Regions from separate parts of the Homo sapiens genome. Here regions 1 and 2 are each linked to region 3. The links are chromatin contacts, found by Hi-C or POLR2A ChIA-PET in ENCODE. All regions are on one chromosome and are shown on one strand. Each heading gives the region's core, a stretch centred on a gene start or an enhancer-like site at or near the end of the contact. The rest is flanking DNA. Distances are from core to core; before and after follow the strand shown. Region 1 holds the start of CDC42EP4 (CDC42 effector protein 4). Region 2 holds the start of ERN1 (endoplasmic reticulum to nucleus signaling 1). Region 3 holds the start of PRKAR1A (protein kinase cAMP-dependent type I regulatory subunit alpha).

The links. Hi-C counts contacts between places; a loop is a spot of excess contacts on that map. ChIA-PET counts read pairs that join two places held with the same protein, here RNA polymerase II (POLR2A). Pooled maps may share reads with other maps.
Region 1: a loop to region 3 is called in a map of HCT116, with 29 times the contacts of the local background. The contact joins the promoter of CDC42EP4 here to the promoter of PRKAR1A in region 3. A Hi-C loop is called at or near these places in 1 of 168 maps with a recorded cell type or tissue (HCT116) and 6 of 50 pooled maps. POLR2A ChIA-PET finds 5 or more read pairs at or near these places in 1 of 52 experiments (GM12878).
Region 2: a loop to region 3 is called in a pooled map, with 2.1 times the contacts of the local background. The contact joins the promoter of ERN1 here to the promoter of PRKAR1A in region 3. A Hi-C loop is called at or near these places in 1 of 50 pooled maps.

Annotation. Positions count from the first base shown.
Region 1 is chr17:73,310,541-73,313,539 of GRCh38, reverse strand. It overlaps CDC42EP4 (CDC42 effector protein 4), which reads left to right and starts at 1,539. Exons shown (of 2, transcript NM_012121.5): 1 at 1,539-1,647. RefSeq lists silencers at 1,161-1,320, 1,391-1,650, 2,101-2,650, 2,661-2,790.
Region 2 is chr17:64,128,723-64,131,909 of GRCh38, reverse strand. It overlaps ERN1 (endoplasmic reticulum to nucleus signaling 1), which reads left to right and starts at 1,766. Exons shown (of 22, transcript NM_001433.5): 1 at 1,766-1,934. The coding sequence starts at 1,881. RefSeq lists enhancers at 866-915, 966-1,165 and silencers at 1,586-1,715, 1,806-2,255.
Region 3 is chr17:68,510,923-68,513,843 of GRCh38, reverse strand. It overlaps PRKAR1A (protein kinase cAMP-dependent type I regulatory subunit alpha), which reads right to left and starts at 1,414. Exons shown (of 11, transcript NM_002734.5): 1 at 1,296-1,414. RefSeq lists silencers at 944-1,453, 1,874-2,233 and enhancers at 1,524-1,613, 1,367-1,940.

The DNA of each region.
Region 1 (2,999 bases), core at 290-2,789, 4.8 Mb before region 3:
ATTTTTCCCCGGTGGATCCTCAACCTTGGCTAACTAAACCTCTATTTGATTGAGATCTGCCTTAGTCACTTTTTGGTTTACATCCATGATAACCCCGCCAGGGTTTGAATCCACAGTGTCTGCCTCCCAAGTGGCTCCAAACCCTACCTTTCCCTCCAGATGTCCAGTTCAGAATTTGATTTTACTTATTATTCATTTATTTTTTTTTTTGAGATGGAGTCTACCTCTGTCACCCAGGCTAGAGTGCAATAGCGCGATCTCGGCTCACTGCAACCTCCACCTCCCAGGTTCAAGCGATTGTCCCGCCTCAGCCTCCTGGGTAGCTGGGATTACAGGCGCCCACCACCATGCCCGACTAATTTTTGTATTTTTGGTAGAGATGGGGTTTCGCCATGTTGGCCAGGCTGGTCTCAAACTTCTGACCTCAAGTGACCCCCCACCTGCCTTGGCCTCCCAAAATGCTAGGATTACAGGCATGAGCCACTGCGCCCAGCCCAGAACTTAATTTTCACAGCAGGATGGAGTGGCCAAACCATTAGCTCTCAAGAGCTGGTTGCTGTCGCACTGCAGAGGGAAACGGAAATGTGCTGTCCCCAGAAAGCAGAATGTTCCTGAGGGCTTAGGGACCTCGCAGCCATGGGGAAAGTCTGGGGCCTTCACCCTCACTTCCTTTAAAAACCGAGGGTGGGGTTCAGCTAGAGGCAAGGGAACTTTTCACTTTGCGCCTTGTCCACTTTAGTTGACTACTTCGCAGCTGGCATTCTACCTTGATAATGATCATTTCAACTGAAACTATTCCTCTAAAAAGAATAGAGTCCAAGGCCTGGGACTTGGATTCAGGCTCTGGGACTCAGGAGTTGATCCTCCTTGACGTTCACCTGGTGCAAATTTAGCCTCAGCTGATACTTAGGAGGCAAAGGCACAGACGGGGATGCGGGGAGCTCAAGGGCTGTCACCCTGTAGAAACATTTCTGACGCCCAGTCCAAGCCTGGCCTCGGGGCTGGCCGGCTCCTCCCCGCTCCCTCGTTTACAGCGAGAGTCTGGGATGGCACCCACGAAGCTGGTGGCGCCAGCCCTCCTGCCCCATCTCCCGACAGTACTGCAGCCAGGTGGTTAGCAGGTCCGGGAGGGAGCAGGAACGAGGAACGCCACCCGGGCTGGAGTTCTTGGTTTCTTGCCCCGGCTCGAATGGGGAAGAGCCTCAAAAGAGCCTCGCGCCAGGCCCCCGGAGGGAGACGCGCCCCTGGCCCTGGGGGCCCCAGTGGGGGTTCGCGGCCGGAGCGCAGGCTGGGGCGGGAGTGTCTCCCGGAAGCCGGGCGGGCCCAGGCTGCCCCATACGGAGTTGGGAAAGTCTCAGGCTTTCAGTTTGAACCGAGGAGGCCGAGCAGTCGGGCAGAGGTTCCCGACGGCCATTGGCTGCTGCGGCGCCGTGACATCAGCGCAGAGGGGTGCGCGGGGAGGGTTGCGCGGGGCGGGCGCGGGCGGAGCCTGGAAGGGGAGTGTCCTGGAGGCTCCCAGCCCTGAAAGCCCGAGAGCCAGAGGGAAACAAACGCCGGCGCTGACAGGGGCCGCCAGCCCCTCCGCCGCGCGGAGCCCACGAAGGGGACAGCGCAGCCGGCCCAGAGCTCGGGTCTCCGGGGACCGAGGTAGGCGACGGGCAACCGCCTCTGTCTGTGGTAGCCGCCTTCGCGCTGGGTGCCCTGGGTGGGCTTGGGGGTCTCGAGTCCCCCTGTGGGGCAGAGAGGATCGAAGCTGGGGATGCGAGGCCGCGGCGCGGGGAGAAGGGCGCGGAGCCCCCACTTCTCGGCGCTCGCGCTTTTCACCGCGCCCACCGCGGTGCCTGGGACCCTAAGCTGCGCACCTAGTGTCCTGGCAGAGCGGGATGTGTGGAGGAGGAGGTGGCAGGGAGCCGGGCGCAGCGTTGCCGGGACTCCATTTCCTCTCTCCACGCTGGAACTCCCGGCCCTGGCCAAGGGTGCCGCTGAGGGGGTTGGGGGCCGGTTTTAAAGGGCCTCCCCCTTCCCAGGAATGGGGTGTGTGTCGGTGTGGGCAGGAGCGCAGCAATCGGCGGCGCGCGGCCCGCGATCTCCGCGAGGGGGGCGTGTGTGCGCCCGGAGTTCTCCATGAATAAGAACCGAATTCTCCGCCTGTACGGGCAGAGGCGTGTACACATCTCGCTCTCGTACACACACTGCAGCACACGCCACCCAATGTCACCCGGCCGGGAAGCCAGAGGGAAGGAGCTGTCTGGAAGGGAATGGCCGAAGGAACAAATGGTCCTCCTTTCCCCTACTCCCGCCCCGCGAACCCTTCCCTCCCCCGCCAGGCTCCCGCCCCGCCCGCTCCCTCGGAAGCCCGGGAGGCCGAGGCGCCTCCTGGCGGGGTGCGGGGGGAGGGCAGTCGAGCCACCCGCCCCCTTGGAGCCGGGGAGACGGCCGCTCCTGGGCTAGTGCGCCCCGAGCTCAGCGCGCTCAGCGGGATCGCAGGCGGGAGCGGTCGGTTAATGATTTAATCGCCCGCTTGGGGCGGGTGCGCGCGGATCGGCCGTCCCTGGCCCCGCCCCCTCTCCGGAGCGCCCCCAGCCGGGGTTACAAAACTGCCCCCTGCCCCCGGCGCGTCCCCCAGGAGCCATCCTGCCCGCGGGGATCCCGTCAGCCGGTGAGTGCCCCGGCCGGGAGGGCTGGAGAGCTGGGCGGGAGCCGGGGCTGAGGCTGAGCCAGCTTCCTGGGAGAGGACTGAAGTGCGTGTGTGTGTGTGTGTGTGTGTGTGTGTGTGTGTGTGTGTGTGTGTGTGTGACTGGGGGAGGGGTGCTCGCTGCTAACTCAAACCAGGTTCCCTGTGTTTTCCCAGTGACTGCGGCCTCGGCTTTGGAAGTTTTCTTTTTCTCCCTGGGAGAATGGAGGGGAAATACAATGCCTTTTCTTTTCTCGTTGCCTCTGGAACTTCTCTCTCTCCACGACTCCCACCCCTTGCAATCTGACCGGCTCCCACATCCCTT
Region 2 (3,187 bases), core at 517-3,016, 4.4 Mb after region 3:
TCTGTTTGAGAAAAAGCACCAGAGGGGGGGATGTGAAAGTGACATTTTTCAGTCAAGCTTCTCTTTTAAGTCAAGTATACAGGGTCTAACAGATGCTGTTGTCAGCTGGCAAACTGGACAGGTAATCACTAAAGAGGTCCTCCCAAGCCAGGTGTCGTGGGGCACACCTGAAGTCCCAGCTACTGGGGAGGATCTCTTGAGCCCAGGAGTTTGAGAGCAGCCTGGGCAACACCGTGAGACCTCATCTCTAAAAAGAAAAGATAAAAGGTCAAGAAATAAAGAGCTCCTCCCAGTTTCAGGGCTGTAGGCCTCCCTGGAAGCCCGGCTATACTGCTCAGGAGTGCTGGGCCTCTCAGTACATCTCTCTGCCAATCCCAAACCTCTGTTTGCATTTAGACATTCAGGTAACACTTTTCAAAATGTCTCTACTGTTTTCACAGTTGCCAAGATTCTTCCCACTCTTACAGAGATGTGTTGGAGTCTCCAGCATGCGGTAGGACTTAGTCCCTTCACTGTAATCCAGGCCTAGGGGGTTAGGAATGGGGAGCTCTATTTGCAGGATTTGGGCTTACTGTCATTTTGGTCTGTTTTAGTTGGATAAGATTGACCACAATGCACACAGACTGGACATTTGGCCAGTCCCCCACTACTACTTTGTTGTTTTGTCTAGGAGTGCTTATTCTTTTCCTTCAAACCTGAAAAATCTTAGGCTCTCATATAAGCAAGTCAGGAAAAATTAGAGAATTTCATAGCCGTTTTCTTTTTCTCCTAGGATAAGTTAGATACCTTTCCCTGGGCTCCAAATCTCAGTTTACTGTCTTTCCTTGCAAAAGACGTGTCCTCCCTACCCATGTCCCTCTCAGTGGAGGCCAGTGCCAGTGACCAAACAGCTGCCGAGCTCTTTAACTCTAATTAGTACTCCACACCCTCACATAGACCTTGCAGGAGGCCTCAACCCACCCACTCCCTCCAACGAGTTGTGACGCAGACCATCTCAAACTTCACATCCACACGTGTCACATCAACGCACGTGACACAAGTGGCCGAAATGGTTTCCTCCTTATAATTTTTGGTGAGTGACTTGGCCGTGGTTCATTCCAAGCGGAAGTGATGGCTGGTGGATATGACTTGAGGGGAATTCCTGAGGGCAAGGAAAAGGAAGAAAGGGGCCCCAGAGAAGACGAGGCACAGCTGGAGAACCCTAGGGCTGTGAACACTGCGACTGCCGCGCGGGGCAGCTGCGCCGTGTTTGCTGGAAGCCTCCGGTAGCTGCTGAAACCTTCGCTCCGGAGGTCGCCTCGGTAAACCTTGCGGATGATTCCACCACGGCGGAAAGACGAAAAGGAGGCTTCTAGGCACCCGGGACCGCCCGTGTCCCGCCCTTTTCCCCGATGAAGTCTGACGCGGCAGGTCCCTCGGCAGGGTTAATGGGACGGCCTGGTGGGGCATTGCCGGTCTTTCCCAGCCACAGACAAGCTTCGCGCCTCGATCCCCCAGCGCCCCCAGACGCTGGATGCCGAGGCCTGGTCCTTTACAGCCGCCGACGCCTCATGAGCGAAGCCAGCCAGATGCCAGCACCGCCTTCGGCCCCGCCCCGAGCCAGCCCCTCCCACATCCCCGCCCGGGGCACGCCCTCGGCCCGCCCCCATCTCCGCCCCGAACACGCCCCTAGATTGGCCCCGCCCCGTCCCCGCCCGCAACTCCGCCCCGACCGGAAGAAGCCGCGGCACCCAGCGCTTATAGGGCCGGGAATGGGGGTGCCGCCGCTGCCTAGTCAGTTCTGCGTCCGCTGAGGCTCGGTCACCGCCTCGCTGTCGTCGCGGCGCCCCCGCCCCGTCCTCTGTCCGTACCGCCCCCGGAGCCAGGGCCGAGTCCTCGCCATGCCGGCCCGGCGGCTGCTGCTGCTGCTGACGCTGCTGCTGCCCGGCCTCGGGGTGAGTGACCGGGGAGCGTGGGGTGGAGGACAGCTCGCGACGGCCGGGTCGGGGCCGGGGCAGCGTCGCGGCGCCGGGGCTGGAGTCCGAGCTGGGAGCGCGACGGCGGCGGCCAGATGCCCCGTGAGCCCAGCCGTGGGAGGCTCGGGCCGGGCGTAGGAGGCGGCACCGGGCCGGGAGAGCTTCCCTGACGGGAGTCGCGGCCCCACCGAGGCGTCGGCCGCCCGAAGAGCCTCCCAAGCCAGCGCGGCTGTCACGGGCAGCGGCTCCCCGGACCCCGCGGGCTCGGGCGCAACTTCGTGGCGTCCTGCACGGCACTTGGGGGTCCCAGAAGGCCCCGGCCTGAGGAGGCCGCCCACCTGCGGGACCCTCCTCCTCGCGGGCGGGCGCCGGCGCTGCCTGGCGGGGGCCGCGGAGGAGCCGAAAGGGCGTTGGGATCCAGGGGAAGGGTCTGTCCTGCGCTTCGAATCCTTGTTTGAACTTTTTAAAAATTCGAAAACTTTGGGGAACGAATGCAACAGGGAGTAAGGACTCTCACCCGAGAGCTGGCTTCTGCCACTTGCCCTGCCGGTTTCTTGGTACTGGGAGGCTGCAGGCTTCCTTCTGTGCACCGAGACTTCCTTGAGCAAGTGGAGCTGTGGGAATTGCACTCTTGGAAGATCCCGCATGGGTTCGAGGTGAGGCCGCTTCAGAACCTCAAATGAAAGACTGTCTCCTCGTGGGAGAGCACCTGGGGCCATCAGAAATGTCTTTTCATCTTTTTCTGGAGGAGACGAATGATAGGGCCTGGTTTACATTCATTTAACTCTTTATGACCTTCACTCAGCTGTGGATTTGGGGGCACTTTGTGGGAGACTTGGCTTTTTTTTTTCTTCTGGTTGGAAGAACCTAAATTAGCGAATGTTTTTCACAAAATGTATTGTTCAGGATGTGAGCGTGGCAAATTTGTCCGTGTTCTGTTTAATGACCTCTTTAAAGGTACTGTGTACTCTTTAATAGGGATATCATGTACCAGGTGTCCCAGTAGAGCACTGACATGTGTGTGCCTGAGTGCCAGCCACCGTGTGAACTCTTTGGAGGTTTTGCATTTTAGGTAAATAACTGTCTGTACTCTTGGAGTAACAAGAATTTGGAAACAGGAGAAGTAAATAAATAAGGTTGCCTTTTTCAAATTCAGGGTTTTTTTTTTTAAATAAAGGAAAATTTGTAGACTCTTTATAATAGAACTTGTGGAAGTTAAGTTTTTCTTTCAA
Region 3 (2,921 bases), core at 165-2,664:
AGATGAGAGAACTGGGCCTAAGGAGTGAAACTGTGTTTTTGTTTGAAACAACTAATGTATTACGAAAACCAAAAAGATAGCCACCGGTAATAGGACAGTATACGAACAGAAATGTACCAAAATTAATGCAGTCACCATGTAAATCCCTGAATAACCAGACTTCACAGTCTTAATATTTTTAATCGAGTTACCCGGATTCTCTATGTGTACTTATTTGTAAAGCCCAACAACCTAGCCTTCCCTCCCCACACACAATTATTTAACTGCTTTAAAACTTTCGCTGCATTGTCTCTATGTAAAACAAAACACTCAGATTCATTCTTTTGAAAATTCAGTTGTGACAAAATTGTTTCGAAAGGATTACATTCTGGGAAATAAATAAAAACACTTTGAGAAACTGTTCCTGATTCAGACCGCACCCCCTTAGACCAGCCAAGTTACGGCTCCCCTAGGGTCATCTTGAGTAAGTGTTTGCTTTCCTCGCTCTGCTAAAAAGACGGATCTCTTGGGAATCTCTCAAGGAGTAGGACGGTCGTCACCACAGGCTCTGAGCTGAAGAGGTTAATAGGTACCGTGTATTTTCTAGAAGAAGGGCAGGAAAATGCCCTTCACTTCACGTAGGCCACGGTCATGACCACAAAATGAAGGGAAGCCGAGACTTCAAGCTACGCCAGTCGGAAGGCCACAGTGGTGGCGAGGAGGCCTCAGGGGGGCAAAATTGGGAAAGGGAGAGAGGTGAAAGGGGACAAGAGGAAATTCAGGAGCCCGACTAAGACCGTCGTGTTGGGGGAAAGATCACTCCGCTATGAAGAGGAAAGGCTACTGCTAGCAATGACGAGTCGTCAAAAGTGGAGAGGAAAACTACCGGCTTACAAGAAGAGCCAGGACCGGCGGACGAGACGATGGCGGACCCCAGTAAAATAGAGCCGTTGTCCTTCAGGAAATGGGGGAGGGTGAGCGAAGAGGCCGCGGCGCGCGGGGGCGAAGGCGGCCGGGGAGGGCCGCGGAGGGCCCAGGGCCCCAGGAGCCGTGGGGTGGGGGCAGCGAGCGCGAGCGGGGCGGCTGGGGAGCCCCGCACCAAAGCCAACGCCCAGACGGCCTTGAGGATGCAGACTCGGAGCCGGGGGCGTGAGGCCTGCGGGGAGGCGCCCGCCGGGCCGGGGAGGGGCAGGGGGTGCGGCCGTCCCCCTGCAGGTCGCTCCCCGTGACGCCATCTTGGATCGGTCCAGCTCCCGCAAACCGGCTGCGAAGCGACGAAGCTCACCTCGCCTGAGCCCCCGGCCGACCCCACTCACCTGGGGACGGGCGGCGGCGGGCGCGAGGCTGCGGGTGCGAGGCGGCGGCGTACCGAGCTCCCTCAGCGCTTTGCTCCCAGCCCCGCTCCACTCTGCGATAGCGGCTAGGCGACAGCTCCACCGGAAACGGCCTGGCCGCAGCCAATCAGCGTTCGGCTACTGACGTCAATGCGCCTCGCTCTGGCCAGAACCGTCGCCTTAGCAACCTTAAGGGCGCAACAGCCCCAGTTCCTCCCCCCTGGTCGCTCTTGGAAGGACCCTCACTCTGCGGTCGTTCGTCTTCCGCCATTCTTTCCATCTTACTCGTCCCTTATCCACAGCAGTTTCCTCACGCCCGCCACTTCTCCTTTCCGCAGTCTCCCTAGCCCGGTTCTCTCCTCCTTCCTGCTCACCTGCCCCTCCTTACCTGTCCCTCTCTGGGTGTCTTGGGTCGCCTTTGTTCCTCCGCCTGCTCTTCGCTCTCTCTCCGCGCAGCTATCGTGCGCTTCCCTCTCGTCCCTCCGCTCCTCTGTCCACCCCACTCTCCCTCCGGCCTCCCTTGACGCCTCTGCCTTTTCTCCCTCCTTTCCACCCCCTCCCTGGCCGACCCACGTGGGGCGTCTCAGATGACAGGTGGGCGACTCCTCCCCGCAGCCCCTGCAAGGGAGGGCCCCGGGCCGGGGCGGGGAGAGTCCTGTCGCTGCCAGCCCCCGGAGGAGGTGGCGGCCCCCGCGGATCTGCAGCAGCTGCGCTGCGGGGCCGAGCGCGGGCGGATGGCCGGGATGCGCTCTCCGGGCCGCGCATCCTGTGCCCGGCCAGCGCCGCCCGGGCCCCGGGCTCAGGTCAGTCATCCGGTCCAGGAAACCTGAGCCCTGCCGAGTCTCCGCTGGGGCCGCTCTCCCCCGCCGGGGGTGCTGTCGTCTGTGCAGGCAACACCGTCCCTGTGGAAACCAGGCACGGGAAAGGACTTTGTCAGGGTCCAAGAGGAGGCCTGAGTCCTTCTAGAACCTGAAGTGCCCCCCCATCACTCCTGACCTCACAGAGGGAGAAGTGCAGAGCGTGCAGATTGTCAAAAATGCCCTGTGACCCAACAAGAAATCGCAGCTGTCCAGACAAGCTGCACTAATGGGGAAAATTCGGAGGAAAAGCGACTTTACTCTTTCAGCCATTTTTTTTTTCCATCAGAGTATCTGTCTAAGGAGGAAGAAAAGGGAGACGGTACAATTTTAGACACATCAAGTCTGTAACTCAATAAAGAAGGCCCATCAAGGAAACATGTCCAAGTGTCTGGCTAGGGGCTGCTTTAGTAGCATTGTATATATTTCTAGGGCCGTGTGCTTAAAATTCATAATGGATTCAACACAATACAAAAAAGCAAAATACACACATATGCAAGTGTCCAGGAGCTGTTGTAGTAACATTGTATATACTTCAAGGGCTGTATGTTTAAAGTAAATCATGAACTCAACACAATACAAAAAAGTAGCTCAATAGTGTTTATATTGATTCCAGATTGAAATGATAATATTTTTGATATATTAGGTAAAATATTAAAGTTAATTTCACTTTTGTTTTTTAATTCTTAGTGTAGCTATTAAAAAGTTTAAAGTTACACAGATGGCTCCCATTATATTCCTATTGGGCAGC